Linked DNA regions of Homo sapiens: region 2 is linked to region 1. A link is a loop called in an ENCODE intact Hi-C map of the cell type or tissue named here. Cell type or tissue: ovary. All regions are shown on one strand. Links, peaks and the distances in the headings refer to the core of each region. The heading gives the core; the rest is flanking DNA.

Evidence for each region. Hi-C counts contacts between places; a loop is a spot of excess contacts. Peaks named below come from ENCODE experiments on the same cell type or tissue, not always from the same donor. Only the 100,000 strongest peaks of a DNase experiment are listed, where the experiment ranks them.
Region 2: it touches region 1 in a loop (2.0-fold over the local background); 5 of 110 quality-filtered maps call a loop at or near these places.

What each region holds. Positions count from the first base shown.
Region 1 is chr20:62,418,016-62,433,236 of GRCh38, forward strand. It overlaps RBBP8NL (RBBP8 N-terminal like), which reads right to left and starts at 9,524. Exons shown (of 14, transcript NM_080833.3): 1 at 9,445-9,524; 2 at 1,572-1,715; 3 at 408-450. The coding sequence starts at 1,632. LOC105372710 (a long non-coding RNA gene) reads left to right here and starts at 9,815. Exons shown (of 4, transcript NR_187662.1): 1 at 9,815-9,958; 2 at 11,060-11,303; 3 at 12,849-13,049; 4 at 13,245-13,494. RefSeq lists enhancers at 4,994-5,785, 8,364-9,123 and a silencer at 8,738-9,032. In ovary, for the core only: no CTCF peak of the experiment used is centred there; no DNase peak of the experiment used is centred there.
Region 2 is chr20:62,587,548-62,602,768 of GRCh38, forward strand. LINC02970 (long intergenic non-protein coding RNA 2970) reads right to left here. Exons shown (of 2, transcript NR_184037.1): 2 at 6,718-9,671. Among named protein-coding and RNA genes, the nearest start is that of LINC02970, 8.3 kb to the right of the region's middle. RefSeq lists enhancers at 1,283-1,790, 4,222-4,722, 4,723-5,223. In ovary, for the core only: no CTCF peak of the experiment used is centred there; a DNase peak (open chromatin) is centred at 8,186.

The DNA.
Region 1 (15,221 bases), core at 2,716-10,715:
TCTGTCCTGTCCACGCACCACTTTAGTGCCACAGCACAGGCAGGACCATAGCCGGGTCTATAAGCCAGAACGCAGGGAGCCTGCCCGCCCGCCAGTGTCTGACCAGACATGACCCCAGCTCACCGTGAACGTATTGTTGATATTCTGATCATGATCCTGGGGTGGGAGAAGCCCCGAGTAGGGGGCTTGCCCCGCCCCTGGGAGGCCGACGCAACTGGGTTCAAGTGCTGGCTTCGCTGCCTGCTCACCGTGTGACCTTGGACAAGTGACTCCCCCCGCCCCCACACTGAGCCTCAGTTTCCCTTCTGCACCATAGGACGGTGGTAGTGCTGGCACACTGGGGCTTCAGGGGGATGAAGTGGCCAGTGTGGTCCCTGTGAGGAGGGGCCCTGCTTGGCCTGACTCACCGGCACCTCTCTGAGTTCAGTTCCAGAAGCTTGTTCTGCAGGCCTGGGGGAGCAAGCAGAGGGGCGGGGGGTCAGGCCCAGCTGCTGCTTCACCTTCAGTGTCCCCACCACGGGGTCTGGGCAGAGCTGCAATGTGGCACTCCTGTCCCCTGCACCCCCTGGGGGAGCCCTGCCAGGTGAGCCCCTGTCTGTGCCCAGGCACGGGGCTGCCTGAGGCTCGGTGGTCTCGGCCTAGCATCTGTTGCTTCCCCTGGGGTCTCTGCCTCCGGCATCTGTCTGGGGGTGTCTGGGGGTGAGCAGGGACCCTGGTGCCACAAGTGACCAGCCACCTGTGAAAGGTAGAGGGACCGAGGGGCCATTTTGTGTGTGTGTGTGTGTCATAGCTAGTGTTGAAATAAGATAAGCTTCTGGGGCGGACCCCACCAGACCCTCTCCTTGCCGTATCTTGGGGATCCAACCTGGGCCTGGCTAGCCCCAGCAGCCCCACCTCTCTGGGTTGCCTAGGAGGCAGCCGGGTCCTTGGACCTCCAGGTGGGTGTGGGTGCTCAGTGGAAAGACCACGGGGAGGTGCTGGCCCTGGGACTGGACTGGGGGTGGTGTGGGGGCTGCGGCCCTGTCCCTCGTGGGGGAAGTGGACAGGGGTGGGGCCTGGGGCGTGTCCTAGAAGGAAGAGAAGAGTTGCAGCTCAGTGCCTTGACATGTTCTGGATGGGTCCAGAGAGCCATAAGCTCCTGTTTCTGGAAGTGGCTGTCTCTGCCCTGGTGAGCTCAGCAGGCCGGCCAGGGTGGGTACTTCTTTCTGCCACGCTGGAGGCCGGCCCACGGGAGAACAAAGCATGGGCAGCATGGGGCCTGCGGGTGGCAGGTGGCCATGAGGTGTTGGTGGCAACCCTTGAAAGTGCCCCTCCCCCTCGGGGTCACACTCTGGGAGTGGCTCGAGGACATCCCCGCTTGAGGTCAGCACTCGGGCCCAGGCAGGGTGTCTGCCACGTTGTAGCTCTGGGCCTTGGGTCAGGACTCCCCTGCCTGGGCCAAAAAGACGGGGTCCATTCCCTGACTTGGTGGGAATTGGAGGTGATCATGGGTGCACAGTGGCCTGCTCCGACCCTTAGGTGAGGGCTGTGGAGACCCCTCCCTAGCCTGGCATCTGTCCCTGGCCCCTCACCCAGGACTTCCTTCTCGTGGATCTCCTTCAGCCTGTTCAGCGACTCCATGAAGCTCTCCATGGCTCCCTGTGGCCCTGGCCCGGGCCCCTCTGCGCTGGGGTTGTGGAGACGCCTGCAGCCTCTACTGCCCCTCTGTGTCCATCCTGAAGAGGAGGAAGAGGGGACAGGGATCCGCTCAGGAAGGGCTTGTGGGCTGTGGAGTCCAGGAGAGGATTGGGGCTCCTTGTGTCTGTATGGAGCAGACCCCATGCCATGCTGTAGGGGCTACTCATGGGAGGTGGCCTGGAGGCTCCCGAACCCCACGGGCAGGCACAGAGATAGTACATTGTGTGGCTTCCTCCCACACGTATGTGGCCGGGGGCCAGAGGGCAGGGTGCTGGCTGCCGTGCGGGAGGGGCTGGAGGGGCCAGGGAGCATCTGGGGTGAGTGCCGGCACCTCTGAGCCACCCCGTTCTCCCCAGGTATCCAGCCCATCAGTGCCTGGCCTGTCCCCACATAAGCCCTTCCCCTGGCACCTCAATGGAGGGACAGGGAAGCCTGGCAAGAGCTGGATGGTGCTGGTGGCACCTGCCCAGCTGTGAAGCTGGGAGTCAGACCTCACCAGTAAGAGCCCCACAGACCCTACCATGCCACTGTCCACACCCCGGCCCCAACACCACTGTCACAGCACCTCCTTCCCTCTCACCAGAGCCCTGTACTCAGTTCCCTCCTGGGATCTCTGTCCCCCTCCAATGCCGTGGCAGCTTCAATCCTGTCCCACAGGCACACACACACACACACACACACACACACACACACACACACACAGATAGCATGTGCACACAACACACATGCACATATATGCAAAAGACACACACAGAGCATGTACACACATAACACACATGCACAAAGACAGACACACCACACAGCATGTATACACACAACACACAGGCACACACCCAGAGTTACACACATACAACACATATGTACACAGACAGGGATGCCCACACACAACACACAGAGACACATAGACATGGGTATACGCAGACACATGCTGACAACAAAGCTGTGCAGACATAGAGACACAGCTACACATGCAGTTGCAGGTACACGGAAACACACACAGCCACAGCAGCCCCCTCTGCCCGGAAGCGGCTCCCACACGCAGATGCTGGAAGGTTCCAGGAAGAGGTAGGAGCCACTCTGAAGAGGTCACAGGCCCCCTCCCTCCCTGCCTGCCTCCCCTACCCACAGGTCTCAGGAGGTCCTTGGTAGGCAGTGGGTATCTTGTGGTCTCACGGACTAAGGCCAGAATTAAGGGGCCGTGGGGCCTTTGCAGGCTGGGCCTGGGGACCTGGGCTGGAGCACTCATCGTCAAACCCTCCCAGACCTTTCCAAATTCCCAGTGGCCTGGAGAGCTCCCAGGCAGGGCTGGGCGGAGTGAGCCTGGGGGCGCTGTGACTGTCTGTCTGTCCTCCCCTGACCCTTCCCCCTCCTCCCACAGATTGGCCTCCAGGCCTGGGAGGTTGGGATACCGGTCAAGTGGCTGGGCCTCTGCAAGCCAGTGTTTGTGGCACACAAACCGCTGCAGTTCAGACTTCTTCACCGGGTGGCTTGTGCTTCACGCGGTCGGGTGGGGGAGTGTGTGTGTTTGCCGTGTGTGTGCACGCCCGAGCCAGTGTGCATGTGTGTGCCGTGTGTGTGCATGATAGCCAGTGTGCGTGTGTGTGTGCCATGTGTGTGCACGCCCGAGCCAGTGTGTGTCCCATGTGTGTGCACACCTGAGCCAGTGTGCATGTGTGTGTGCCATGTGTGTGCACACCCAAGTCAGTGTGCGTGAGTGTGCGTGTGTGTGCCGTGTATGCGTGATTGCCAGTGTGCATGTGTGTGTGCCGTGTGTGTGCATGCCCAAGTCAGTGTGCATGTGTGTGCTGTGTGTGTGTGATAGCCAGTGTGCATGTGTGTGCACACCCAAGTCAGTGTGCATGTGTGTATGCCATGTGTGTGCACGCCTGAGCCAGTGTGCATGTGTGTGGCATGTGTGCATGATAGGCAGTGTGCATGTGTGTGTGCCAGAGCCAGTGTGCATGTGTATGTGCTGTGTGTGCATGCTCAAGCCAGTGTGCATGTGTGTGGCATGTGTGCATGATAGGCAGTGTGCATGTGTGTGTGCCATGTGTGTGCATACCCGAGCTAGTGTGCGGGTGTGTGCCATGTGTGTGCATGCCTGAGCCAGTGTGCATGTGTGTTTGCTGTGTGTGCACACCCGAGCCAGTGTGCATGTGTGTGTGCCATGTGTGTGCATCTGTTTTTGCTCTGTGTGTGCGTGCCCAAGCCAGTGTGCATGTGTGTGTGCTGTGTGTGTGCATACCCAACCTACTGTGGAACCACTGGTGCGTCACCTGAACAACTGTGTCGGCCTCCTCCCTGCCTGGCCTCCTGCTCAACCTTCCCTGAACCCCCTGCCTCCCCCCATCTCTTCCAGGACCACTCTCCATGGTGGCCATCCCTGGGAAGCTCTGGTCTCTGCTCAGATGTGCACCGCTCTGCTCAAAATCCAACTTCGGGCTCGCAGCTGGAGGCCATGCCCAAGGCCTCGCCACGGCCAGCCCAGCCCAAGTGGATCACAGAGCGGAACAGCCATGGCTGCATCTGGGTTCTCAAAGGTCAGCCTGGAGACGCCCACGTGAGGGTCCTGTGTGCAACATCATTCTACAGAACCGTCCCGAACAGGACCGCCTAACCCCATCCCATGACGGGTGGAATATGGTGGCCGCCCAGCCCCATGCCCATCCCAGCGTGGCCAAACCACCCAAGCCAGGCTTGAGGGTGCATTGAACACAGAAAGAGGCACTTGCCCTGGGGCCCTGGAAGTCAGGTGGTGGGCGTCTTTGGGGGTGGGGCTGGGGTGCCTCTAACTGAGGGTGGCAGGCCTTGGACCCCGAGAGAGGCCTTGGGACCCCGAGAGAGGCCATGGGGCCTGGGGTGGGGACGGGGACTGGGGTGGGGATGGCGACTGGGGTGGGGACGGGGACTGGGGTGGGGATGGGGCCCGGAGTGGGGATGGGGCCCGGGGTGGGGATGGGGACCGGGGTGGGGATGGGGACCGGGGTGGGGATGGTGACTGGAGCCACTTGGAAGGAGGGTGTCCTAACTCTTGCCGAGCCCTTGCACCTGTGATCAAGCATTAGTGCCGAGCCTGGTGGGGCAGCAAGGGGTGTGGGACAGAGTGTGGCCTGTGTTCGGGGGTGGCTGCAGCGTCCCCAGGGGCCCCTGACAGGGCTAGTGGGGCTGCATGGAGGGCGGAGCACCAGGATGCTGGGCTGCAGAGGCTCAGTCCACAGACCCGCCTGGGCTTTGGGGCCTCCAGCCACCCTCGGAGGGAGTGGGGGTGACAGTTGGCGGCTCTGTGTTGGGTGGGTGAGGGATCCTGGGACTAGGGAGACTTGGGGCTTTCCTGGTGGGAGGCTGGGAGGGATGTCTTTGCTGGTGAAGGGGACCAACAGGACGCTGAGCTCCAGAGGTGGGGACAGCATGGAGCCTGCCGGAAGCAGGTCACGTGGCCAGCATCAGTGGTTCTGACCCTGTTTCCCGAACTCCGTACACACTGAGACCTTCCTGACAGCCCACGGAATCTTGACCACACCACGAAGACCTCGCTCCAGATGGGGAAACTGAGGCTCAAACAGATCAAGCCTCCCGTCTCAGTCACCCAGTGGGAAGTGGGATCTGGGTTGTGCCCAGCTCCTGGGGCTGTGGGTCTGCATGCTCTGCCTGTGTGGACTGGGGCGTCCTCCCCATGGCTCTGGTGCACCCAGCTGCACTGGCTTTTCCTGGCCAAGGGGGCCCCTGGGAGGAAGATGTCAGAGCCGGGGCCTCCCTGGGCTCAAGCAGCTGAGGAGGGCCAGGAGGGGGCGGAGCTGCAGCTCCTGAAACTCCCCCCAGACCCGCCCAACAGGCCACTCTTCCCTGGCCCCCAGCATCTGCCATGTGGGCTGGGCCGACGCCCATAAAGGAGCCGCCCAAGGGAGCCCATGGTGCCTGCGGGCCTGGGAGAGGTCTCTGGGGTCCACACGAGAGGTGGGCTTCCTTCCCAGTGAAGTCACTGTGGTGCAGAGGCTGGGACGGAGCCTCTGCTGTGCCTCCCACTCACAGGATCCTTTCTGTGCCCGAAACCACCTGCAGCACTCCTAGAGTGCTGGAGAGCTCCGGGGAAGGGATGGGAGGTGGAGGGAAGTTGCAAGCCTTGGTGCTTTTGGGGAGAAGAAATGAACCAGGATTGTAGAAATTCACCCAGACCCGCACCCGCAGCCTTGAGCCAGGGGTCAGCAGCGGGGTCAGTGGGGCTGGCTTTTTCTTCCCGAGTCAGCCTTCTCTGGGTTTGTTGGGCTTGCCAAGGGCAGCTAGGGGTGCTGGGGCTGGGGGAACTCGGAAGGAGGGTCTCCTCCAGGCCTGGGTGGGGGCTGCAGTGGGGCTGTGATGGGGGAGCAAGCCTACCGGGGCGGGGAGGGGCTGGGCTGAGGCTCATGGGGGGCTTCACAGGGCTGGGGTGAGAGAGCTGAGCTCTGGTCCAGGGTCACCCTCAGCCACTCCTCCCACTCCCAGACCCTCCCACTCGGGAGTCCAGGCTGGAGGGTCTCTGTGGGTGCTGAGCCCCCTGGAAGGAGTGGGGGAAGGGGAGGGCAGGCTAGTGAGCCGCTGTCCCACCTGCTGCTTGCAGCTGGGCCGTGGGGGGGGCAGGTGTGAGGGGCGCATGTCTGTCCCCCTCGACACCACTCTCACCCCACCATGCCTTGCCCTCTGCTCCATTTTGCCACTGAGAACACGACCCAGAGGTGGCGTCTTGCCCACGGTCAAAGCTAGTGAGAGCCGGGCTGGGCTTCAGCTAACCCAGGCCGGCAGCTCCGCCTCCTGCAGTGAGGTGCTACTGGTGCCAGCACCTTTGCCTTCGGGGGACTGCTCCTTAAAACCAAGGGGCGACGTGCTGCTCTCACCAGAACGGAACAGAGCCCATCCAGTAAACGGGTGCCTCTTATCCCCCGGACAGGGCCCAGGAGAGCCCTCCATGGGGAGCCTGAGGCTGGCAGACCACCTTCCACCTCATGTCCTCATCCAGGGAATGGACATGCACTGTGGGCCCTGCCTGTCCCTCAGGACTCCCACCTCCCTCTAAAGGCCCCCCAGAGCCTGCACCTGCCCTCCTAGGGTCTCCACCCACTCTCCCAGGGCACTCTGGAGTGGCCACTCAGAGGGGGCAGAGGTTTGCTGTTGTTAATCCTACCTCACGCATTCTCAGAGCCCCAGCAGAGAGGGTGCACCCCCCCCACCCGCTGAGCTGGCTGGGGCGGGGCAGGGGTCGCATTCCTGAAGGGTGCTGGCTGGAGAGTCAGTCTGGGCGGAGGGTAAAGGTGTGGGCTTCCCAGTCAGCAGCCCTGGTGGGGCTCTCGGACCCATCTCTGCTCTCTATGCGGCCTTGGGCAAGTTGCTTTTCCTCTCTGAGCCTGTTTCCTCACCTGGGGGTGACAGCACCCCTGCCCCTGTATCAGGCTGCTTAGAAGCTCCTCACAGGTAATGCCTGTGTGGCCAGGAGCTCCGTAGACAGGAGCGCTCAGTGAGCAGCCGAGGGAGACCCCGATTCACCTGCGCCTCCCTCATGACCTGCGCCTCCCTCATGTGGGACCCCAGGTGTCCAGCAGTGCTGACGGCAGGACCCTCTGTGCTTGGACAAGGTCAAGTCTCATTGCCACAAAGGCCTTGTGCAGGAGGACGCAGCCCTCCCCACGCTCAGGGCAGAGGTCCGGCTTCTGACGGTGATGACACTCATCCTTGGACGGCTGCTCACTACGGACTCCAATGGGCTCACGGCATCTCTGTGGCTACACCCAGGGGAGATGCCACCTGCCTCCCACACACAGGCCAGGGAATCACAGGCCCAGCTGTGGCCCTGGCAGGACTGGACATTGTCCGGCCGAGTGCCAAAACCCACAGTGATGCCTGTTCTTACCCTGTCCTCTGGGAGGCCGGGCCCCCTGAGCTCCTCTGCTGTCTGAGCAGGAGGCATCCGGGGCATCACTGGGCTCCCCGCCTCTCCGAGGGCACTCAACCAGAGAAGCCGCCTGGGCACCAGTGCTCCAAGGACGTCTGCCAGGCCGGCTGCTCTCCACCCCAGCCACCGACCCCCAGCAGGCTCTTTGGGGCAGGAGTGCGGAGCTGGACACTGGTACCCTCCGTCTCTGAGGCCTGGGCTGTCTGTATGTCCATCTGACTGACTGCCCACCTATCCAGGAGCAACGGTGATGGCCACAGCAGTAGCAGTGGCAGTGGCAGTGGCATAGCAGTGGCAGTGGCATAGCAGTGGCAGTGACAGTAGCAGTAGCAGTGGCAGTGGGAGTGGCATAGCAGTGGCAGTGGCAGTAGCAGTGGCAGTGGGAGTGGCAGTGGCAGTGGCAGCGGCAGTGGCATTAGCAGTGGCAGTGGCAGTGGTAGCAGTAGCAGTGGCAGTGGTGACAGTGGCAGTGGAAGTAGCAGCGGCAGCGGCAGTGGCAGTGGCATTAGCAGTGGCAGTGGCAGTGGTAGCAGTAGCAGTGGCAGTGGTGACAGTGGCAGTGGAAGCAGCGGCAGCGGCAGTGGCAGTGGCATTAGCAGTGGCAGTGGCAGTGGCTGCTGTTGATCACATACTGTTCTGTGTCAAGCACCACACCAGGCTTTTTCCCACTTGCATGGGCACTGAAACCATCCTGCAGCTTTGCTGAGGAAGCCAAGCTCAGAGTGGTGCCCTCTGCACCTTGACCCGCTTCTCCCCAAGGGATTCCCCTGCCCCTGTCCACCTCCTGGCTGCCCCTGTGGAACACCCACTGCATAGCTAGGTTGGGCACATGCATGTGGCCGGGGCCCACCTGGCCTTGGAGGAAGTGCTGATTGTCTCATTCTACAGGTTTGGACACTGAGGCTTGAAGCAGATCAGAGATGAGCAGGTGGAGCAAGATTTGGACCTGGACATGGCCTCAGAGTCTCCTCCCACCCTCTGTGGTAATGGGCAAAGCCTCTCCCATGGAGACTTCGGCCAGGTCGCTTGTCTGGCCGTGCCTCAGTTTCTGTGACTGTAGAACAGATGTTGGTGGTGAGCCCTGACCCAGGCTCCTGTGCACACACCGCCGCAGGGCCCCCGGGACAGCTGCACACGCATGTTGTGTGTGCACATGCACTCGTGTACCCCACACGCGCGTGCGCCCGTGCACTCGTGTGTACACATAAACAGAGGAGCCAGCCGAGGTGTCCCTGCAGCTCAGGCACAGCAGCCCTGCAACCTGACTCCCTCCCGGAGGTGGAGGTGGGCCGGGCTGCTCTCCTGCCCTGCCGGCTGGCTCCCTGAGGCCTGGCCCGTGGGGGAGGGGGTTGAGCAAGGCCCGCCTTTGTGGCTGCTTCCCCACAGACACAGCGGCAGAGGAGTCCCCTGCTCAGTGCCCAGCTGCGGGTGCTGCACCCCTGCACCACCCTCACCCCTGTGGCTGCGCCCGCTTATCCTCTTGTGAACCTGGATGGTGGGGCGGGACAGGCCCAGGGTGGAGGGCGAGGCCACCAGCCTGTCCCTGATGCCCCAAGCCCCTCAGCAGACCATGGACACTTCCTGGGCCCTGGTGCCAGACTAGGCCTGGCCTCTTTGCACCCAGCTCCTGCCAGGAACGCCCACTGAGCTCTCTCCGTTGCTAGGTCCCTGGACCAGGAGCAGCCTTGTGCCACCCCTTAGGGAAGACGTCCAGTCCCACCCACCCCCGCGGCTCTCCTCGCAGGAGTCCAAGCTGGGCCTCCAGCCTCCCTGGTGAGCACCCCAGCCAGGGATCCCAGCTCACCCGGCTACTTGGGTGGCCTGGCCCCGGGGTCCCGGGTACTCACATGGCTCCTGGCCCTGCCTCAACCTCTGTCGACCTCTGCGCGGAGTCCCCCACGCTCTTCACAGGGAGAGAGAAGTGAGCGGGCTGTGAACCTGCACAGGCAACAAGACAGGATTTTGGCCAAACCCGCTTGACAGGTTTTCGATTCTCCCAGCCAGGAGCAGAAAGGAGGCAGAGACTGCCCTGAGCCGCCAGGCGGGTTCTGCCATCTCGCAGAAAGTGGCCGGACAGGTTGGGTCTGAAGCCACATAGAGTTGGGATTGTTTCCTCATAATCACTGTGAGGCTGGGCTGCAGGAGCCAAGCTGGTTAGCACTGAGAATCCAGTTTGGTGCCTGTGACACGGAGGGCCCGGGCGGGGAAGGGTGGGGGGCTTGCAGGGGTGCCTGGGTCGGGGGCTGCAGGTGGGAGTGAGCAAATGTGCTGTCTCGCCACCTCGGGACAGGTGGTAGGGCCTCTGACACAGAGTGGTCCTTCCTGCTGTTCACAGCTCAGCTCACCGTGGGCTGACCATAGGTAGGTGACAGTCCCCTTTCTGGCCTCGGTTTCCCTGTCTGTAAATTGGGGATAATAAGCTCAAGAGCTGTCCCTGCCAGAACCCAGTGGACAGAAATCCAGCAGCTGCTATGGGAAGCGACCCGCCCAGCCTGCCCCGCCCTGCCTGGGGAAGCAGGCCTTCTGCTTGAGGGGGACTGGGCGCATGCTGGGCCTCTGGTCTGCGCAGTCTGCCCGGGGTCTGTGAGTGCTTGTGAGTGGGCTTCTCCAGTCTCCAGGTAGGCTGGGTGCCCCCGGCCAGGTGGAGCCCAGGGGGGCAAATAGGCTGGGGGCTGGCCTGGCCCCGGGTGGCACGGCCCAGGTGCTGGAGCAGCCTCACACTGTGGTCTCGTGTGTGTTCCCTGGACAGCAACACTGTGGCTGCGGGGTACAGCCCTGACCCCCTCATGCCTTGCCCCCTGTGTCCTACCCACGACCCCTCCCCACTCCCTCCTCCCCGCCTCCACCTCCGCCTCTGCCTCATCCTCAGCCTGTCTTAGCTCTGCACGGAAGCAGAGCGGGGGTTCCCGAGTCCTTGGGGCCATGATCCCCAGCGCACCCGAGTACCCCAGGAATGCACGGGGCTCAGAGGAGGAAGCCTGGGAGCCTGGCCTGTAGCCGCTGCCGCGAGGGGAGGACGGACTTCCTGCTCCCTGGCAGGGCCCCTGCTGGTGGCTGGTGGCCAGCTCTGGGTTTGGGATGAGGGCTGGGTCATCTCTGGCCCCACGATGCCCTCCCACTCAGGACCAGGCTCTTGGGAGGGGGTTGTGGTCAGCATGGGCCACTCCAGCTCTGGCTGGCCTGGGAACTTCGTGGAGGCCCCTCCTCCGGCCACCTCCCTGTTCCTGGCTGGGCCCTTTGTGAGTGGGGTCTGCTTGCTGCTGGCGTGTGTTTTGTGTGTGCCTGTGTGGGGACTGTGTGCACGTGTGTGTGTGTGTGTGTGTGGGGATACGAATGTGTGTGCATGTCTTACATGTGTGTGCCTGTGTGTGCATGTGTTGCACGTGTGTGTGTGCACATGTGTGCGTGGACATGTGTAGCTGCTTTGTGCTGTGGTCTGGATGTTTTTTGTGTCTACCCCAGATTCTCGTTGAAATCCTAACGCCCCAGGCAATGATGTTAGGAGGCGGGGCTTCTGGGAGATGGCAAGTTCGTGAGGCTGCAGCTCTGCTGGGGGATCAGTGTCCTTCTACAAGCGGCTCCAGGGAGGTCCCTTGCCCCTTCCACCATGTGAGGACCCGAGATGGTGCCGTCTATGAACCGGGAAGTGAGTCCTCTCCGGACGTGGAACAAGTTGGTGCCTTGATTTTGAACTTGCAGCCTCCAGGTATGAATGTGAGCTCTGGGCTCACTGCCTGTGGGGAGCCCTGCCTCACAAGGAGGGGTCCCTCTGCATCTGCCATGCATGGCTGTTTCAATCAAAGCTGCTGTCTAACACCACCGGCTCGACCTTGAGTTCCTCCCTGAGCAAAGCCAAGCGACCTCCTGGACTGAGCCAGTTTTCGTGCCTGCCTGCCCTGGCTCATTGGCCAGGGACCCCACCCCGCCATGTCCAGGCCTTGGTGATACAGGACAGAGGTGCCCGTGCAGGTTGTGCCTGTGGCTGGGTCCCCAGGGAGAAGGTGGCAACCCCAGGCCAGCAGCCTCCTACCCTGAACTCCAGGCAACATCGTCGGCCCCCTGGCACTGCACCTGCACTGTGGGCAGAGAAGGAGGGAAGGCTGGGAGAGGAGGAGGAGGTCGAATGTCGCTGGAGGTCGGCGTCCTTCTGCAGCCGTGGGTTTGTGTGCCCCTTTGTTCATTCATGCAACCATCCAAGACCCATTTCCTGGCTGCCCACCAGGCCCTGTCCAGGCTCTGGGCACATGGATGGCCAAGAACGTGACTCACACATTTACGGGGCTTTTGGCTGTGAGAATCGGGCACACAGAGGGCACTGTCTGAGTCTCAGTTTACTTGTCCCTTGCAGGGCTGATGAGGGTGAAAGGGGTTCCTCTCCTGGTACCACTCACCTGTTCATTCATTCAGCCGATGTCTGTTGAATCCTGATCAGCCAGGAGCTGGGGGGTGTGATGGACACCCAGGCACCGGCGTCCGGGCTCGCAGGAAGCATTGCAGAATGAGGCAGCAAGGCCTCAACACGCTGCTGGCAAACCGTGGCCAGGTTTCAGCGTGGGGGCTGCTCCATCGCCCCATTATACAGCTGAGGAATGAGGCCCCAAGTGTGTGTGTGGCCTCCCAGCCCTGGCAGCCACCCCCACCTGCACCTGAGGGGCTGGGGCTGCTGGGCCTGGGGTGAGGGACCAAGAGGGCTCTTCATGGCCCCCTACACCTGCTTCCTAGGCCAGATGGGGGCCCAATGCCCCACCCCAGAGGTGAGGCAGCCTTTTATCTCTGAGCTGGGAGGGGTGGGAGATAAGCTTCAAAGGCATCTCGCTGTAAAACGCACCTTTAAAAGCCGGCCCTGCTGCCTGGTATTTGTGTTACTGGAGCGATAGATAAAGGGTGGGGTGGCCAGTGCAGTGGCCAGGTCAGGCCAGCCCTGCAGCCCTGGCCCCCAGATAAATGGGTCACCTATTAGCACGGCCCTGCAGGAATGGGACTGCCTTCTGTGACAACCGGGGCCCATCCCCACCCTCCCTGCAGACAAGCCCTTGCTGGCCCGGCTGGGGGGCATCCTGATGGCGGGTGCTGTGTGCCCATGGGGCCAGGCTGCACTGGGCAGGAGGGGTGCAGATGTGGGCCCTGCCTGGGCACTTGGGAGGGCGGAGGCTTTCTTGGTGGGGGGAAGGATCAAGCCCCCCGTCTTTCCTCCACATGGTCTCACTGCTAGTCACCCTATTTTATGTTCTCATGATTTTTATTTGTATAGCTTCATGGGGTTTAAGTACGATGATGCTGCATTGAGACGTTGTACTGTGTGAAGTCAGGGCCTTCTGTGCATCGGTCGAGGGTGCAATGCACACGGCACCCCCGAGCAGCCACCCATCCTCCCTTCCCTCCACCCTGCGAGGCCCCGTTGTCCGTCTGTCCACACTCTGCTCCATGAGCACACGTGACTTAGCTTCGCCTTGTGAGTGAGAACCTGCAGTATTTGTCTTTCTGTCCGAGTTGTTTCACTTAAGATAACGTAGGCACCCTCTTTTAAAAATTACTTTTTGCTAATACAAGAACTGCAAGGATGCCCCCTGCCCCCTCCTGCGAAGCACTAAACATGACAAATAAGACCAAAGTCTCCTTTTATTGTCGCGTCTCATCCCCTCCCCAGGTGAGCCGCTGCTTGGGGTGAGCATGCTTCCTGCTGGATGCTTCTCTATGTAAGCACCTGCCTGAGTGTCAGCCCTCTTAAGGTGAACCGCTCCGTGTCATTCGTACATTCACAAGTTTGTGCCGCCATCATCGTGATCGGATTCCAAAACATTTTCATCACCTCCAAGAAAGCCTTGTACCTGGCAGCAGTCACTGTCTCTATGGATTTGCTTATTCTGGACATTTCATAAAAATAGAATCAAACAGCATTTGGCTCTTCGTGTCTGGCCTGTTTCTCTGAGCACGATATTTCGAAGATTCAGCTGGGTCTCGCTCCTGTTCCTGGCTGAAGCTGAATAATATTCCAGTGCACGGCTGGACCACAGTCATCAACTGACGGACACTTGGTGGTCTCACATTTCCACTGGTGTGAATAGTCCTGCTGTGAACATGCGTGTGCGAGATTTTGGTTGAACACTTGTCCTCAGTCCTCTTGGGTGTGTATCTAGGAGTGCAATTGATGGGGCTTATGGTAACCCTAAGTTTAACTTTCGTTTACTTTTTTGAGACAGAGTTTCGCTCTTGTTGCCCAGGCTGGAGTGCAGTGGCACGATCTCGGCTTACTGCAACCTCTGCCTCCAGGATTCAAGTGATTCTCCTGTCTCAGCCTCCGGAGTAGCTAAGACTATAGGCATGCGCTACCACGCCCAGCTAATTTTTGTATTTTTAGTAGAGACGGCGTTTCACCATATTAGTCAGGCTGGTCTTGAACTCCTGACCTCAGGTAATCTACCTGCCTTGGCCTCCTAAAGTGTTGGGATTACAGGTGTGAGCCACCGCGCCCAGCCACTGTAGTATTTTTAAGAAGTCTAAATTAATGGGAAAAATTCACAATGAACCAAATAACCAAGTTTTATATAAAGACAGGATTAGGGTGAGGCAGGCGAGTCCCTTACTCTTGGGGCTGTGAGAGTGTGGGGTGGAATCGGCTCCAGGGTCCCAAGGTGTGGCCGGAGAATGGGCCTGGTAGGGAGACCTGGGCATGGTGCCCGTCTCCGGCCTCTGTCCTGTAAGGGTTTGCCTATGCCTCCGCCTCATCAGATTGCTCTAAAGATAGGACACAGCAGCACACGGGGCCCAGGCTGGGGTGAGTGGACCCCTCCCTGAGACCTTCATCTGCCACCGAGGTGAGGACAGCCATCAGCCTCCTCAGAGCCTTAGGGTCTGATCCCTCCTGGACCGGCCCACAGATCCCCAACGGACTGGAGTCCCCTGTGGCTGCTCCCCTCCCTCTCCCAGCCAGCTCTTGGGCATCCAAGCACCCCTCTGCAGGGAAGCCCTCCATGACTGTAGGTAGGTCAGGCCTTTTCCCAACAGGCCTGTAAGATGCAAGTCTTGGGTAGAAACTGTGTATTGGCTCAGGGGTCTTCAGGGTGCTACCTTCTTGAGACAGGAAGTGTTTGCCCGTTCATTGCTGTCTTGGCCCCTGGCATATGGTGGTACTTCATAAACATTTCTTCCTTTCTTTTTCTCTGAGGCAGGGTCTTGCTCTGTTGCTCAGGCTGAAGTGCAGTGGTAAGACCATAGCTTGCTGCAGCCTTGAACCCCTGGGCTCAAGTTATCTTCCTACCTCAGCCTCCTGAGTAGCTGGGACCATAGGTACACGCCACCATGCTTGGCTAAATTTTTAAAAATGTTTTGTAGAGATGGGGGTCTCTCTTTTCTGCCCAAGCTGATTTTGAACTCCTGGGCTCAAGCGATCCTCCCGCCTCGGCCTCCCAAAGTGCTGGGATTACAGGTGTGAGCCACCGTGCCTGGCCCTGGTGGGTTGTGTCTTACCCAGAAAACTCAAGTGCTAAGAGGCAAAGCCTAAAGGTTCCTCTGGGCTGAGACGGGATGGGCCCTGCTTGGTGAGAACTGGGGAGTGGTTTAGGGGAGGGCTGTGTTTCCTAAAGAGCCGACAGAAGCCTTTTACTCTGGCTAAACTATTTGTTCC
Region 2 (15,221 bases), core at 3,803-11,802, 170 kb after region 1:
CCCAGCGAGCCACGTTTCCTGAGTGTAAGATCAGAGTGGGCCGCTTTGGGGTTCATCAGCTGCGGGGCAGCATGGGCACAGGCAGACAAGGCCCGGGGGAGGGAAGGTGACAGAGAGCAAGTTAGGGAGCCGGTGACCACTTGGGGACCAGAGCTCAGATCCAGAGGGACCCCCTGGGTGTTGAGAACCCTGGGAATTAGTGTGCCAACTCCTGCCCCTCTTGGTGGGGGTCTCTCCAGGGCGAGTGAAGTCCTAACACTTAGCCAGCCCCACACACCACACACTCACACCCAGAGATGTCCTCGGGTGGGGGGCGCAGGCACTGAGGAGGCCTGTGGGGTGCCGGGGTGGGGACCCCGTCTCTGCCGCAGGTATCTGCAGCTCTGCCACCAGGCTCTTTCAGCACCAAGGAGAGCAGCTGAGGGGCTCCTGTGTTCCTGGGGGCCCGTGTGCTCTCTGGACCTGCAGCTGGTCCCATTCTGGGGTCCGTGCCTGTTCCCGGAAGCACGGATCCCAGGCAGGCAGTGGGCTGGCCTGGCCTGGTTCTGGGAATCACTTTGAAGGCAGTGTTTTATGCCACTTGCCTGCCAAGGCAGAGAGTGCTGCGGCCATGGAGGTGACAGCTTCCCGGGCGGCGACTGACGTGGGGAGGCTTTGCTGATTCATTCTGGGCATGAATAACCAATTTCCTCAAAGCTGCCGGGGTTTGTGAATCAGGGTTCCCAATAAGAATGAACAAATCAAATCCATCTTCTGGGGCCTTTCATGGGACACTCTCAGCTCCCCAGTGCGTCGTGGGGTTTATAGCATGGCAGTCACTGGAGTGAGCTTGCTTAGAGATCAGCGCCCGGCCCTCTGGAGCTGGGAAGTACAACCTGCTGCAGTGCCCACACCTGTGTGGCCACCAGGCTGTCTCCAGACCCCGGCTCAGGCAGCTCCAACACTCGCCAAACCCTTCAAACCCCAGCCCTCTGCTGGGGTATCTTGGTGGGTGCTGGACAAGCCCCGTGTTCAGATGGGGCTGAGTCCCTGTGACTTTGAGTCCCTCTGACCACTAATGGGGAGAGAAATGTGTGGACAGCCGATGCCAGCCATAAAATCCCCGTGAGAATTACTCAGCCTGTGGGAAAATGGCCAGTAGCCGGGGGCCATCTGAGGGCAGGAGAAGGCTCCAAATCAGGAAAATCTGCCACATAATTGAGTGCCTGGGGCGGCTGGTGAGGCGTGGACAGGGCTAGGAGCTGAGCCCCACCACAGCACCTGCCCACCCCTGGCCTGTGCAGCAGCTATGGCTGGTGATCCCGGACCTCTGTCTAGGCATCAGACACAGGACCCACCCTGGCCCTAAGTTCCTCCACTGCAGCCCCTGGAGCTGCCTCCCAGGAGAGGCCCAGTGCCGGGGAGGCCTAGAGGCTGCAGCGTCTCCTCTCCACCTGGCTTTCCTCTCAGCTGCTCTGTTTAAGGAAACCCTGACTCACAGGCCAGAGGAAGATCGCCCGGCAGAGCTCTCAGCTCCCCAGGGCTTCCAAATGAAGTTTCTTTTAATAAAACCTTGGTGATCAGACAGGAGGCCCAGAGGTATCTGTGTGAGGTGGAGAGGGTCAGAGGCTATGGTAGGGGTGAGGGCTCAGGCAGCTGGCCCTGAAGCTGCAGCTCTCCCTCTGGGAGTGCAGTGGTCCCGACCTCACAGGCTCAGCCTCAGCCTCAGCGGGGTGTTCCAAGTCGGCCTGGAGTCCCCTCCCCAGCACTTCCACCAGTGAGCTCCTGCCACCTGAGGCGCACTGGGGAGAGGCCAGCTCCTCCCATAAGCTTCCCAGCACCCACAGCGAATGTCTGCCCAGCAGGGCAAGGGCACGAGGGGGCAGGCACACTGTCTTCCCCGAGGCCTGGAGCTGGGAGCCCAGAGGTATGCCCTGGGTGGGCGGCCTTTCTCCTTTACTCGCTTTTTTTCCAAGCCAGCCTGAACTTAAGGGGGGCGGTGCACTGCCAGCTGAAGTTTGAGGGCCTGGCCTGGGGAGGTCCGGGGGGAGACATCTTATGCTTTACCAGCAGGAACTGGGTTAGGACAGGGCTGGCACAGACCTGGGGATGTACGGGCCCTTCTCTCGACAGGAACTGGCATCAAAGATTTAGGGGGGACCCTAATACAGGGGAGAGGGTCCCTGGCTGAACAAGCCAGGAAGCGGCAAGCGAAGACAAGCCAAAAACCATGTTTGGGAGCAACGAGGCGGACCCCGGCCTGCGGCACTGCGAGTCCTGATCTTCTGGGCCTGCACACGTGGGTATGTGGGAGTGTGGTCGTGCACAAGAGTCAGAAGGCAGTGGAAGCTGTGTTGGGTGTAAAGTACTGCACATGTGACACAGTTGTACACAGATGCACACACACGTGCACACAAGCGCATGCATACACAAACAGAAATGTGTTTGTACACATCTCACACCCATATGCATACGCCTGTGAACACATGCAGACAAGCATGCACGCTTCCAGGTCCAATGCAAACCCACTTGCACAAACACACACACGTACACACAAAGCCCAAAGCAAAGCTGGCCCCTGGGAAGCACTTTTTGGGAAAGCAAAGCAAAAGTGTCAGCAGCTGGAGCCTGGTGAGTCTTGGAGCACACCCCACCTCCCCCAGTTTCATGCCACTGACGACAGGGTTTGGGTATCAGCATGGTGACTGGTTGGGGTCTGTGTTTGCAAACACTGTGCCAAGCACTGCTGGACACAGCGCATGTGCCACGGAGCTCTGGCCCCAGAGCCAGCAGGCAGCGGGCATGAGGACTCCAGTCAGAGAGAGGGGCTGCGGGAGAGGGAGGGTCCCGGCTGGCTGTGGCAGCCACGGGAGAGGCAGCCACATGGTTCCATTAGCAGCCATCTCCAAGCTGGAGCCAGAGATGACTAAGGGAGTGCGGAGGGATGGGACGCGGTCCAGGAGAGCCTCACCCAGCCTCCTCCGGCAGGGCCTGCCCTAGTAATGCCCGGTGAATAATTCAGCAGAGGCCAACCCAGACAGGAAGTGAGCAGGGCGGGCTTCAGGCCAGGCAAAGGGCAGGCAGGACATAGGTAGGCGGAGTGGCCGCCTCTGCTTGATGGATTTGGGGAGAGCCGTGGAAACCAGGACCTGGGGGCCCAGGGACTTGCTGAGGGTCCCCCAATGAGAGGAGGGACCTGCTGACCCCCTGCTGACCGCATGCCCTCACTTTTCCCTGCACGCACTGGCCCTGCCTCCTGATCCTGCGGGTGCCCTGCCTGGCACTCCCAGGCCCTTGTGGGGCTGAGTGTGGTGGCTGCATGTGGAGGGGTGACGTCTCCCCACCCAGGAGCTCAGGGCAGGACCCTCATTCTGGTTCCCTGAGCAGCAGCCCGGGGTGTCAGCAAAGTGTGGGGCATGGACCCCGTCCCCTCTTCCCCTGCATGCTGGGGTTCCCATGTCCCCAAGTGCATTGCACACTGGCAGCCAGACCCACGTGGCTGTCTTTCCTGCACCGCGTGCATCAGAGCTCTGGGCTGTGACCACTCTGAAGGTGGCTGTCCTTAGATACTGAAGACCCCTGAAGAGGCCGCCCCACCCCCTTCTGACCTGCTGTCCCATCCTTTACCCTCCAAGGGCATTTCTCAAACTCAACTGCACACAGAACCCCGAGGCGCACGTGCTCGAGGCCCCCGCTGGGATCTAGGTTCTGCAGGACTGGTGGCATTCGGCATTTGAAGCAAGGTCCGGTGCAGGAGGGCAGCCCACAGCCCTGCCACTCAGAAAAGCTGGGGAAGCTCCCTGCGGATGTTGGGAAGCTGGGCAGAGAGGCCACACGGGGGCTGGGGGGAAGCGCTGGGAGAGGTGAGGGGGAGCTACAGGGAGAGCCCAACTCCACTTCAGCCCCCACCGTCACTGTCTTGATGGGGCTCAGGTGGACATGAGGAGGGCTCTGTGCTATGACCTTGGTGCATCCTGGGGCCCTCAGAGGAAGCCCACAGAGGCACCTGCACCAGCCCCAGGCCCCCACCAGAGCTGAGCCCCAGTGGAAGCGGCTCCATCACAGGGGCCATGCACATGGCAGAGAGGGACACACCCCAGGAGGAGCAGCACCCAGCATGGGCACAGTGCTTGTGCATGTGTCCACATATGTGCGTGTGTGCTTGTGTGTCTGCCCGCATGCATATGCACGTGTGTGTGCATTTGCATACGTGTGTGTATGTGTGCATGTCTGCATGTGCGTGTGTGTGTCATGTTGGAGGAGTGGTGTGCCTGTGTGTGTGTGTGTTCACGGTTGTGTGTGTGTATGTTGTGTTGGAAGAGTGGTGTGCATGTGTGTGTGTGTTCACGGTTGTGTGTGTGTGGGTGTGCACGCGTGTGTGGGTGCTGTGTTGGAGGAGTGGTGTTTGTTTCTAAACAGAGCTCTTCCATGGCAGTAAAGGCTGGGAATGCGTGTGGGGGTTACTTCATTCTTCCCTGGCCACAGTGTCTCTATCTGCCTCCCAGGCCTGGCCTCAGGCTTATTGAGGAGATGCCCTCAGGATCCCTCCAAGATCAGCAACACCCCCACCTCTGGAGCCAGGGACCACCACGTCCCCAGGTGCTCTTCAGATGCAGGCATCCCCGTCTGCCCGCTGTGGCCCTGCAGAGAGTGAGCTGGGAGGGCTGACTTCAGGGCTGGGTGGCAGAGAGGCACATTCTGGTGGAGTCCGCAGGCCAGTTGGCAGCTGGGCAGCCCAGCTGGTGCAGACAGCCCCCATGCCTGCCCAGGGCCAGGCATGGACCCCATGGCAGCAGACTCCACCCTGTGAGCAGTCCACAGGCAGCCTGGAGCACAGCCCCTCTGTCTGCTGAGGCTGGGTTCAGACACCCTCAACCCCTCTCAACTGTGTGCTTGGGACTCACCTTGGCCTCCTAGTGTCCCAGTTTCCTCACTAGGATATAGGCAGCCCTGGCCTCTAGGAGGGCTCAGAGAATAGACAGACGAGGCCACTGCCCCCAGGTGGCCCACATTCTAGTGGGAGGTGCCTGGGAGGAGCACGTGGAAATGGTGTCTGGGTTTCATCAGAGAGGATGGGAATGATGGAATAGGGGTGATGGGCACCTGCACAGGGAGGAGGAGCTTTGGACGCACAGGGCTCAAAGCAGATGGGATGGTGGTGCTCCCCAGGGGGAAGGGGAGTGATCCTCCCCAGGGGAATGGGGTTGTGATCCTCCCCAAGGAGAAAGGACACTGGTCCTCGCCATGAGGAAGGGGCATGGATCCTGCTCAGGGGGCAGGGGATGTGGTCACCCACTGGGGCTGGGGAGAGTGAGCCCTCATGGTGCACATGGCAGTGAGTGTGTGCATGCGTGTATGGGTGTGTGTGTGCGTGCATGTATGGGTGTGTGTGGGTGTGCATGCGTGTATGGGTGTGTGTGCGCATGTGTGTATGGGTGTGTGTATGGGTGTGTGTGTGTGCATGCATGTATGGGTGTGTGCATGCATGTATGGGTTGTGTGCATGCGTGTGTGTGCATGTGTGAGTGTGTGTATGCATGTGTGTGCATGCATGTATGGGTGTGTGTGCATGTGTGTGTGTGCATGCATGGGTGTGTGTGCGTGCATGTGTGTGTGTGTGCATGCATGTATGGGGGTGTGTGTGTGCATGCGTGTGTGAGTGTGTGCCCGCCTTTCAGCCGTGTTCTCAAAACTGTGGATCTGCTCAGCCCTGAGGGAAGGCTGGGCCATACCCTAAAAATCGATCTTCCCTCTCAAGGTGCCCCTGTGATCCGCTCAGCCTCCTGGGCTCAGGGAGACTTCTCCACCTTTAACCAGAACCAGAATCAGGCCTATCCAATGCGCTGCCTTTCAGGTCGCGGAGCCCACACAGCCTAGAATCCATCCTTCAGATGTCTGTGTTCCTTTGGACTAAGCGGCGGCCCTGCTCTCCAACCCCTTCCATGGTGGTGTTATCTGGGACAGCTTTGTTAGTCACCCTCGGGTCCCACAGGTCCTAGTAGGAGTTTCATGGGCAGGAAATGGCCCTGCTCCTGGTGGGATTGGCTGTCAGGGCCCCAGGGTACCCGAAACCCCCTGACACAGGGGTGGAGACAGGATGGGGGGATCCAGAGAGCAGCACGACCTCTGCTTCCTGAGTTCCCTCCCCTCCCCTCAGATGGTCCAGGCTGGACATCAGTGAGACAGGCAGTGGCTGCCATATTACTCTCACCCCATGGGTGGCATGTAGGGCACCTTTGGGGTTGGGGTAAGACATGACTTTACCTCCAAGATCAGGGGGTGTCCTGCCCTGTCCCCCAACCTGGGGCATCCTTTGGGTGGGAGCCGTCCACCTGGTCTCCTGCCCAGCCTCCCCTTGGCTGCACCAGCTGAGAGCCAGAGGTCCTGGGGGTCCCTACAGTTCAGTATCCAGGTACAAACTGGGAGGGGGCTTTGGGGTGGAGACATCCAGCGTAGGGGTCAAAAAGAGAAAGGTCACAGCTTGGACTTTTGATAAGTTGCCAAACTGCTCTGCAGGCGAGCTATGCTCGTCCCCCTCTCCCCAGCAACACGAGAGCACCCTTACGGTGTAAACACTAGTTTGCAGTCTAATGTTTTCAAACGCCATCATTGGCCGTCATTGAGTGCCTTGGCATTTCTCTAATCAGTGGTGCCCGTGAGCTGTTTCTCTTGTGCTCTGTGCCATTCTTTCCCGGAGCATCGCGGCCCATGTGCTCTCCACAGGACATTCATCTTCTCATTGATTTTCAAGAGTCCTTTATATACTGCAAGTATTAACTCTTTTTTAAAAGATCATTTTTTAACTTTTCATTTTGAAGTAATTACAGGGTTTTAACAAGTTGCAAAAACAGTAGAAAAGTTCCTGTGGACTCTTCATCCAACGTCCCCAAAAGTTAGCTTTGAGGCTGGGCGCGGTGGCTCACGGGCACTCATCACAGCACTTTGGGAGACCGAGGTGGGTGGATCAGCTGAGGTCGGGAGTTTGAGATCAGGCTGGTCGACATGGTGAAACCCCGTTTCTATTAAAAACACAAAAATTTCCCCAAGTGTGGTGGCAGGTGCCTGTAGTCCCAGCTACTTGGGAGGCTGAGACAGGAGAATCACTTGAACCTAAGAGGCGGAGGCTGCAGTGAGCTGAGATGGCGCCACTGCACTCCAGCCTGGGTGGCAGAGTGAAACTCCGTCTCAAAAAAAAAAAAAGTTAGCTTTGAGGATAGTGATCAATTGTACAATGATCAGAGAATGGCCACTGATACAACAGGATCACCCAGCAAACCCCTCATGCACGCCCTGCTGACCATCCCACTCACCCCTGCTGACCGTCCCGCTCACCCCTGCTGACCGTCCCACTCACCACCCTTTCCTAGTCCAGGGTCCCATGTTGTGTTTAGTCCTCGTGGCCCCTTAGTCTCTCAATCTGGGACGAATCCTCAGTCTTTGTTTTTTCATGACATTGACACTTCTAAAGAATATTGTCAGTTATTTTGTGGACTATCCCTTAATTTGGATTCACTGTAGATTTCCTCATAATTAAATTCCACTTATACAGCTGGGCACAGTGGCTCACATCTGTAATCCCAACACTTTGGGAGGCCAAGGTGGGAGGATCACTTGAGGCCAGAAGTCAAGACTGGGTAATATAGCTACACCCCATCTCTACAAAGTAAACAGTAAAACAAGAACAACAACAAAAAAACAAGCCAGATGTGGTGGTGTGTGCCTGTAGTCCCAGCCACGGAAGGCTGTAGTGAGCTGTGATCACACCACTGTACTCTAGCCTGGGCAACACAGTGAGACCCCATCTCTAAAAAAAAAAAGGAAAGAAAAAAGAAAAAAAATTAAACTGTACAATTTTGTCAAGAATACAGCAAAAGCAATGCTGATGGAGTTTCCTGGTGTCCGTGTGCCCGTTGCTGGCGATGCTGACTTTGATCTGGGGTTTGGTGGTGTCTGCTCCCGTTGACTTTGATGACGGTTCCCACCAGGATTCTGCGGCTGAGTTGGAATTCTATGGTAAGGAAAAGCTGTCTCTCCCCAATGCCTGTTTATTTATTTACGTCAGTACGGACTTGTAGATTCTTCTTCTATGGGTTATGTTTAACATCTCATCAATATCTTCCCCCACATTGTTCAGATTTGCCCAGTGGACTCCTCCCCGTGGGATCCGATGTCACGTGGGCGTGTCCTGCCTGTGTTGGCTGCGAGCGTTTCCTCCTGACTCACACCCAGTAGAGCTGCAGCCTCCACTGGGCGAGGCGGCCTTGGAAAAGGAGGCGGGTGCTGTCCTGCTGTGGAGGGGCTGGCGGGAGGTGGGTTCTGCAGGGTCAGTCCCGGGAGGTGCAGCTGTGGAGGGGCTGCTGACCCCCAGGATCCCCGAGGCCGCCTGCTCCCGAGAGGCCGCCCCACACGCCAGCCTCAGCGTCGGGAGAGGAAGCCCCACATGCCAGCCTCAAGGTCAGGAGAGGAAGCCCCACATGCCAGCCTCAAGGTCGGGAGAGGGCGCCCCACATGCCAGCCTCAGCGTCGGGAGAGGAAGCCCCACATGCCAGCCTCAAGGTTGGGAGAGGAAGCCCCACACGCCAGCCTCAGCGTCGGGAGAGGAAGCCCCACATGCCAGCCTCAAGGTCGGGAGAGACCGCCCCACATGCCAGCCTCAGCACCAGGAGAGGCCGCCCCACACACCAGCCTCAGCGTCGGGAGAGGAAGCCCCACACGCCAGCCTCAGCGTCGGGAGAGGAAGCCCCACACGCCAGCCTCAGCGTCGGGAGAAGCAGCCCCACACGCCAGCCTCAGTGTCGGGAGAGGAAGCCCCCACACGCCAGCCTCAGCACTGGGAGAGGCAGCCCCACACACCAGCCTCAGCGTCAGGCTCTGAGTCCCGTTTCTGCCTCTGGGCTCCTCGTATGTGTGTGTCAGCATCAGATGCAAAGAAAGGGGACGTATCCTGGTGGGGGGACCCGGAGTCTCCGTTGCCCCCACAGATCAGTCTCTGGGTGCCTCCCTTGGTGCTGAGAGCAGGGAGGGCCTGAGAGCCATCCCGAGCCCGTCTCGGTTCACGCTTCCCTGCCTGGCAGGACCCAGGGAGAGCTGGGCGGGTGGGGCAGCCACTCCCGGCAGTTCCGAGAGGATCTGGAGGAAACGTGCCTTACTGCAAGGAGATGGCTGGCTAGCGGTGGAGCCCTGGGCGCCCTCAGGGGAGAGCCTTCCGGGGACAGCTGCCACCCTTCTGTGGTGCCGGCCTCCTTCCCGCCATGCACCATGCCCACGGCACCCAGATGGTGGAGCCGCCGCCGGTTCACACTCTGGGGAGTTTTCCCAGCAACAGGTCCCTCCAGCCAGGGCATGCAGGAAAGTGCCCTTACGACGTGCTCAGGGATACAGCCACTGCTCCCAAACGTCTCTGCCCAGAAAGGCAGGTGGGATGTTGACCATAGACACAATAACCAACGCTTGCTGTCGTGGGGCCTGTTTGACAGAGGGACAATGGAGGCCAGAGAGGCAAAGGTGACTTGTCCAAAATCACCCAGCCAGGGCCATTAGCCACCTGCTCAGCACTGCAGCTTTTGTGCCAGGGACCTGCAGACACTCACTCACACTCATGGAGCCAGGAGGACCAATCCATGAGCACAGGGCACCTCGGAGTCCCGGGCGGGCATTCTCCGGCGTCCTTCTTCTGAAGCTTCTGAAAAGTTGCTGAGAAAGACAGAGAGGGTGACAAGAAGAGGACAGGTGTGAGACCCTGCAGAACTGGGTTCCACGTGCCAGCAGGACCCAGAGACCACGGCACTCCCTTCTCCCTACTAACTGGAGACTCCGAGAGGAGTTCTAGACATGGCAAGACGAAACAAGTCCGTATCCCTTCTTTCCCAGAATCGAGAAAAATGACCGCATTTGTCAGCAGAGCATGCACTAGGCGAGCCCTGCCTTGCTGTTTAATTCATCCCAATGCTCCTTCCGAAGGGGCCCTCAGAGGATGCTTCCAAAGCCTGGCATAGGCGAAGCTCAGGACCCTGCACCAGGAGGTCCCACCCCGGAGCCCGGATCACTCCGGGAATCACAGCTTTCGGGAGGAGCACCTTGCTACCGAGCCTTTGGGGTCCTGCCCGGGCCAGCCCTTCTGCTTAGGGACCTGCAGTGACCCTGTGCTGGGTCATGTTCTTCTTGGCACAATGAGCACTCCCTGGGCAGGTGGTCCTGGCCCCTGGGAGCTCGGGGATAGAAACACAGAAGAGGTGTGGTCGGTGCATCTCTCAGATGACTCCACTTAGAGTAGTGTCCCCTGCCTCCAGCTTCCACCAGAGTGTGCCTTGGTGGAGACAGTTGCCAGCATGGAGGGGGCATGACCAGCCTGGGCCACTGCCAGCCTTGCTCAGCTGACAGCTGCTGCATGACCTTTGGCATGGCCTGTGGTCTCCCTAGGCCTCCCCATCTGTTGAACAAGAAGTGATCTGGACCAGAGACAAGCTGGCAGCCACGGCTGGGCAGCACCCACAGGCATGTGCGTCTTAGGGCTGTGCAGTGCTGTTGAAAGTTTGCCGTACACTGCTGGGGGGGATGGAAGATGGTTCGGCCACTCTGTAAAACTGTCCTGCAGGTTCTTAAGCTAGACACACCCCTACCAGAGACTCAGCCGTTCCACTCCTAGGAATTCTTCCCAGAGGGATGAAAACGCGTTCACACAAGGACTTATGCATGACTGTCCATAGCAGTTTTATTTGTGATAGCAAAAACCTGGGGGAAAAACCAAAATGTCTACCAACAAGTGATTGGATGAACAAATCATGGTGCATCCATACAACGCAGAAATAAAAAGGAGTGGAATTTTGAAACACATGACAAAATCAAACGTGAAAATAATTATGCTGCGTGAAAGAAGGCGTGTATACATGTGACTTCGTTCATATGGAATTCTGCAAAATGCAGTTGTCTGTAGTGACATCGGTGGTTCCTGGGGACAGGGGTGGGAGGACACAGGCAGGAGGACATGCTGTGGGTGACGAGGTTCACCGTGGACCATGGGAAGGGTTTCGTGGGTGTGCACATAGGTCGAAGCTTTCCAAATCATCACTTTTACATGTGCAGTTGATTGTGTCAAATAATCCTCAGTAGAGCTGGTCAAGATAGTTGAAACTATATTCAAAACTGGGAAACTGAACATAATGACCCCAATTGCACATTTCTGTTGGAAAATTAGAAGTTCTGGTAACACTAGGCCTGTATTCAGGTGTGGTGTGGGGAGTGGGGTGTGGCTTCCAAGGGCTGGGCGTGGCTGTGTTGGGTTGGGCGTGGCTGGGCTGGACACGGCTGAGCTGGGCTGGGCGTGGCTAGGCTGGGCTGGGTTGGGTGTGGTTGGTCATGGCTATGTTGGGCTGGGTGTGGCTGGGTGTGGTGTGGCGTGGCTGGACTGGGCATGGCTGCACTCAGCTGTGTTGGGCTGGATGTGACTGGGCGTGGTGTGGCGTGGCTGGGCTGTGCGTGGCTGCACTCAGCTGTGTTGGGCTTGGCTACTGCCCTCTGCACAGGCCTCACCGCTCCTCACTGTCCACGCGCTCTGTGGTCCAGCATCATTTCTGGTCTCGTTGGCTCTGCGGATTGTGTCCCTTATGCCTGGCCAGCTGCCTTCATCAAGGGTGACTGCCTGGTGCCTGCACAAGTTTGAGTTTGATGGACTTAAATGAATTTCACACTTTTAGTCACTGAAACTTTGGCCAACCTCCATCTTCCTACAGAAGCTCCAAGCATGAAAAACACAAATGTGGAGTTACGGTGTCTAAAGCGCTGTCAGCCCTTCCAGCCCTGCACACTCCCTCCTTCTCCTCCCGGGGTGGCCACGAGGCAGCTCTAGGGTTTGCACATCAGAGTAGTGCTGGGTGTCCTTCCCCTCCCTTGCCCTGGCAGTTCCAGGCCCTGTGCCAGGACCACACACCTCCCACACAGGTCCTCTCATGGGGCTGGTGCCCCCGAGCACACGATCCCCTCTCCCTGATCCCAGGCTCCTCTGTCATGGGAGGGGTGCGAGTTCTTGGAGGCCGAGAGTGTGGCCTGCCCAGGACCACTGGGAAAATGCAGGGTGAACTGTGGGTCTGGGTGACTCTCATGAGCCCCTCCTCCATCCCCCACAGCCCCTAAAGAGTGGGACGGTCTCAGGACCGCGTCCCGGGGTGAATCGTGCTCCTGAAATGGGGACTGTGGTGCACAGTCACATCATCCCTTCACACGGCGGCCACCAGGACACCTTCAGGGCACTTCCGGTGGCAGGAAACATCCCCAGGCCTGACTGCGCCTGAGGACGGTGATGCCATGGACCAGGAGCGCTTCCCGGAGCGGGAGCAGGCGCTCGCTGGCTGGAGCTCCCCCACTGTGTCTGACGCCTCATTCCCTGGATGTTCAGGGTTCCGGTGCTCAGCAAGAACCTGTCCGGACACGCTGGGGAGCAATGCCCCCACAGAACATCGGGGGCCAGCTGGACCATGGCACGTGCCAGACACTGCACCCCAGCAGCGGTGCATGCTTCTCCAGGGCACGCAGAGCAGTGACCAAGGCCGACCGCGCTGGGTCCCAGCACAAGTCTCAGTAGATCTTAAAAGACTCAAGTCGTGCAGAGAACAAAGTAAGAATAATCTCAAGATTTGTTGAGACTTGTGTTCCTTGACTATCCCAGAATTAGAATGAAAGGAGAACCCAATACAGAACATCCTGAAACATTAAGCAACTCAATTCTAAATAACTCGTGAGCGACCGGCGTCGTGGCTCACGCCTGTAATCCCAGCACTTTGGGAGGCTGAGGCAGGCAGATCACTTGAGGTTAGGAGTTTGAGACCAGCCTGACCAACATGGTGAAATCCCGTCTCTACTAAAAATACAAAAATTAGCTGGTCATGGTGGCCCACACCTGTAATCCCAGCTACTCGGGAGGCTGAGGCACAAGAATCATTTGAACCCAGGAGGCAGAGGTTGCAGTGAGCCGAGATTGTGCCACTGCACTCCAGCCAGGCTGACAGAGCAAGACTCCATCTCAAAAAAACCAAAAGAACTCATGAGTTGTTTAGAAGTTGTTAATTAAAACAACATATCAACAGAGGAGGTGACCTGGTATTTTTAAAATGTAACTTTCATTGTTATTCAGGTAGGGTGAGGCCCACAGGTCAGGAGACAACCACCATCAAAAAGATGATTTGTCACGGGTCCCAAGAGGACAGAGCTGGCCGCATCACCACGGTGAAGGGGCACAGGGCAAGCACCAGGTAGGCCAGGAGGCAGAGGGTGCGAGGAACGTGGTGTGGGAAGGACCAGGCCAGGGGGTGGACAGGTGGAGAACTGGCTGGTTGCATTAATGCCAGCTGGTCTGGGTGTAGCTCCTGGCCCTGGGGTGATTAGGGCAGGGGGACGTTGGCCCAGAGTGTGGCCCAGTTGGGGAGCGGTTGGGGTGTGGGCTCTGGAATCCTTGATTTGCTTATGAAGGGTGATCTTGCTGGGAAGCCCTTGGAGGGGGAGCCCCTCCTGGGTCACCCCAGATGTCAAAGCGCAGAAGCACAGGGTTAATGCAGAGGTAATTAGACACTATTTTGAATTCAATGGAAATTAAAACAACATATCAACATTTGTGGGATGCAGATTGACTGGTGTTTAGGATAGATTTTACAGCAGTAATTGCTGAAACGATAAAAAAGGAAGAGATCACAAATCACTCTAAGCCAAGAGCCAGCAAGCTACAGCCCACCGGCCATGTCTGGCCCCTTCTTGCTGTTGAAAATAAAGTTATGCTGGAGAACAACTTGGTATTTTATGTGTTTTCTGTTGCTGCTTTCACGCTACAACAGCAGTTGAGTGGTTGCAACAGACACCACGTGGCTCACAAAACCAAACATATTTACTCTCTAGCCCTTTACAGAAAACCCTTGCCAACTATGATAGGAGCTTTCACCTGGAGAAACTAGTAAGGGAAAAATAAATTACAAAACGCATGCGGAAAGTAGAAGGTAATAAAGATCAGGGTGGAAATCAGCTGAACAAAAAACAAAAACAGAAAATAGAGAAAATAAATGAAACCCAAGCTGATTCTTTGAAAAGATCAATACAATTGATAAGCTGCTGGCCAGACTGACCCCAAAACAAAGAGACCCTCATTACAAACATGGAGGCTAAAAAGGACATCACCGCAGACCCTACAGATGGGAAAAAAGAGTCGAGGGGGATGGTGTCCAATCTTCTGCCCATATATTCCACAACTTGGAAGAAATGAACAAACACCTTGCAAGGAGAAACCTTTCCTTTCATGCATTAAAGACATCGTTCTGCTGTCTCCTGGCTGCCGTGGTTTCTGGCAAGAATTCTGTAGTCACTGGAGTCACTGCTTTTGTGTACGAAATGTGTTGTTTTTCTCTAGCTGCTTTCCAGATGTTTTCTTCAGTTTTCAGCAATTTGATGATGCTATGTCTGGGTCTATTTTCCTTTCTGTTTATCTTCTTTGGGGTTCACTGAGCTTCTTGAATGCTTACATTTATGTATTTCACCAGACTTGGGATGTTTCAGCCAATATTCCTTCAAATAACTTTCTGCCCCAACCTCCTCCTTGCTTTCTGGAACCAGGTATGTGCTGGGCCTTTCGATACGACCCCAGCTGGCCCGTGATGCTTGTTCTTGTTTTTCCTCTTTATCTTCGTTCTTCGGAGTGGATATTTTCTATTTATCTGTCTTCACGTTCGCTGGCTTTCCTTTGTCTCCATTCTGCTATTGAGTCCATCAGTACAATTTTAATTGCAGATACTCTATTCTTTTAGTTCAAAAATACTCATTTGTTTATTTTTTTTCCTACCTCTCTGTGAGGTTTATTATTCATTTCATCTAATGCTCCTTTCTGAGGTGTGTGTGCGTGTGCTGTGTATGCGTGCAACTCGCAAAGCAGTTACCGCGGCTGCTGTAGGCATCTGTGTCAGTTGGGGCTGGCATCTGAGCATTGTCTGTTCTCTTGAGGATGATCACACCTTCCTAGTTTTGTGTCTATTGAGTAATTTTGTTTTACGTCTGAGCACACCGTGTGGACTCTGGGTGCTGTCCTAGCCCTCGGGGAACGTTGCTGTTTCCACTTTAGCAGCCAGGTTCATCCCAAACCCCACCTCTCTCAGTGTGGTTCTCAAGACCTTTGCTGGGTTGGCACTGCTGGGTGGCACTGTGAGACTTATGCGGATTCATGCACAGAATTAGGCAATTGCCGTGTCCAGCCCTCCCCCTTCCGGGGTTCCG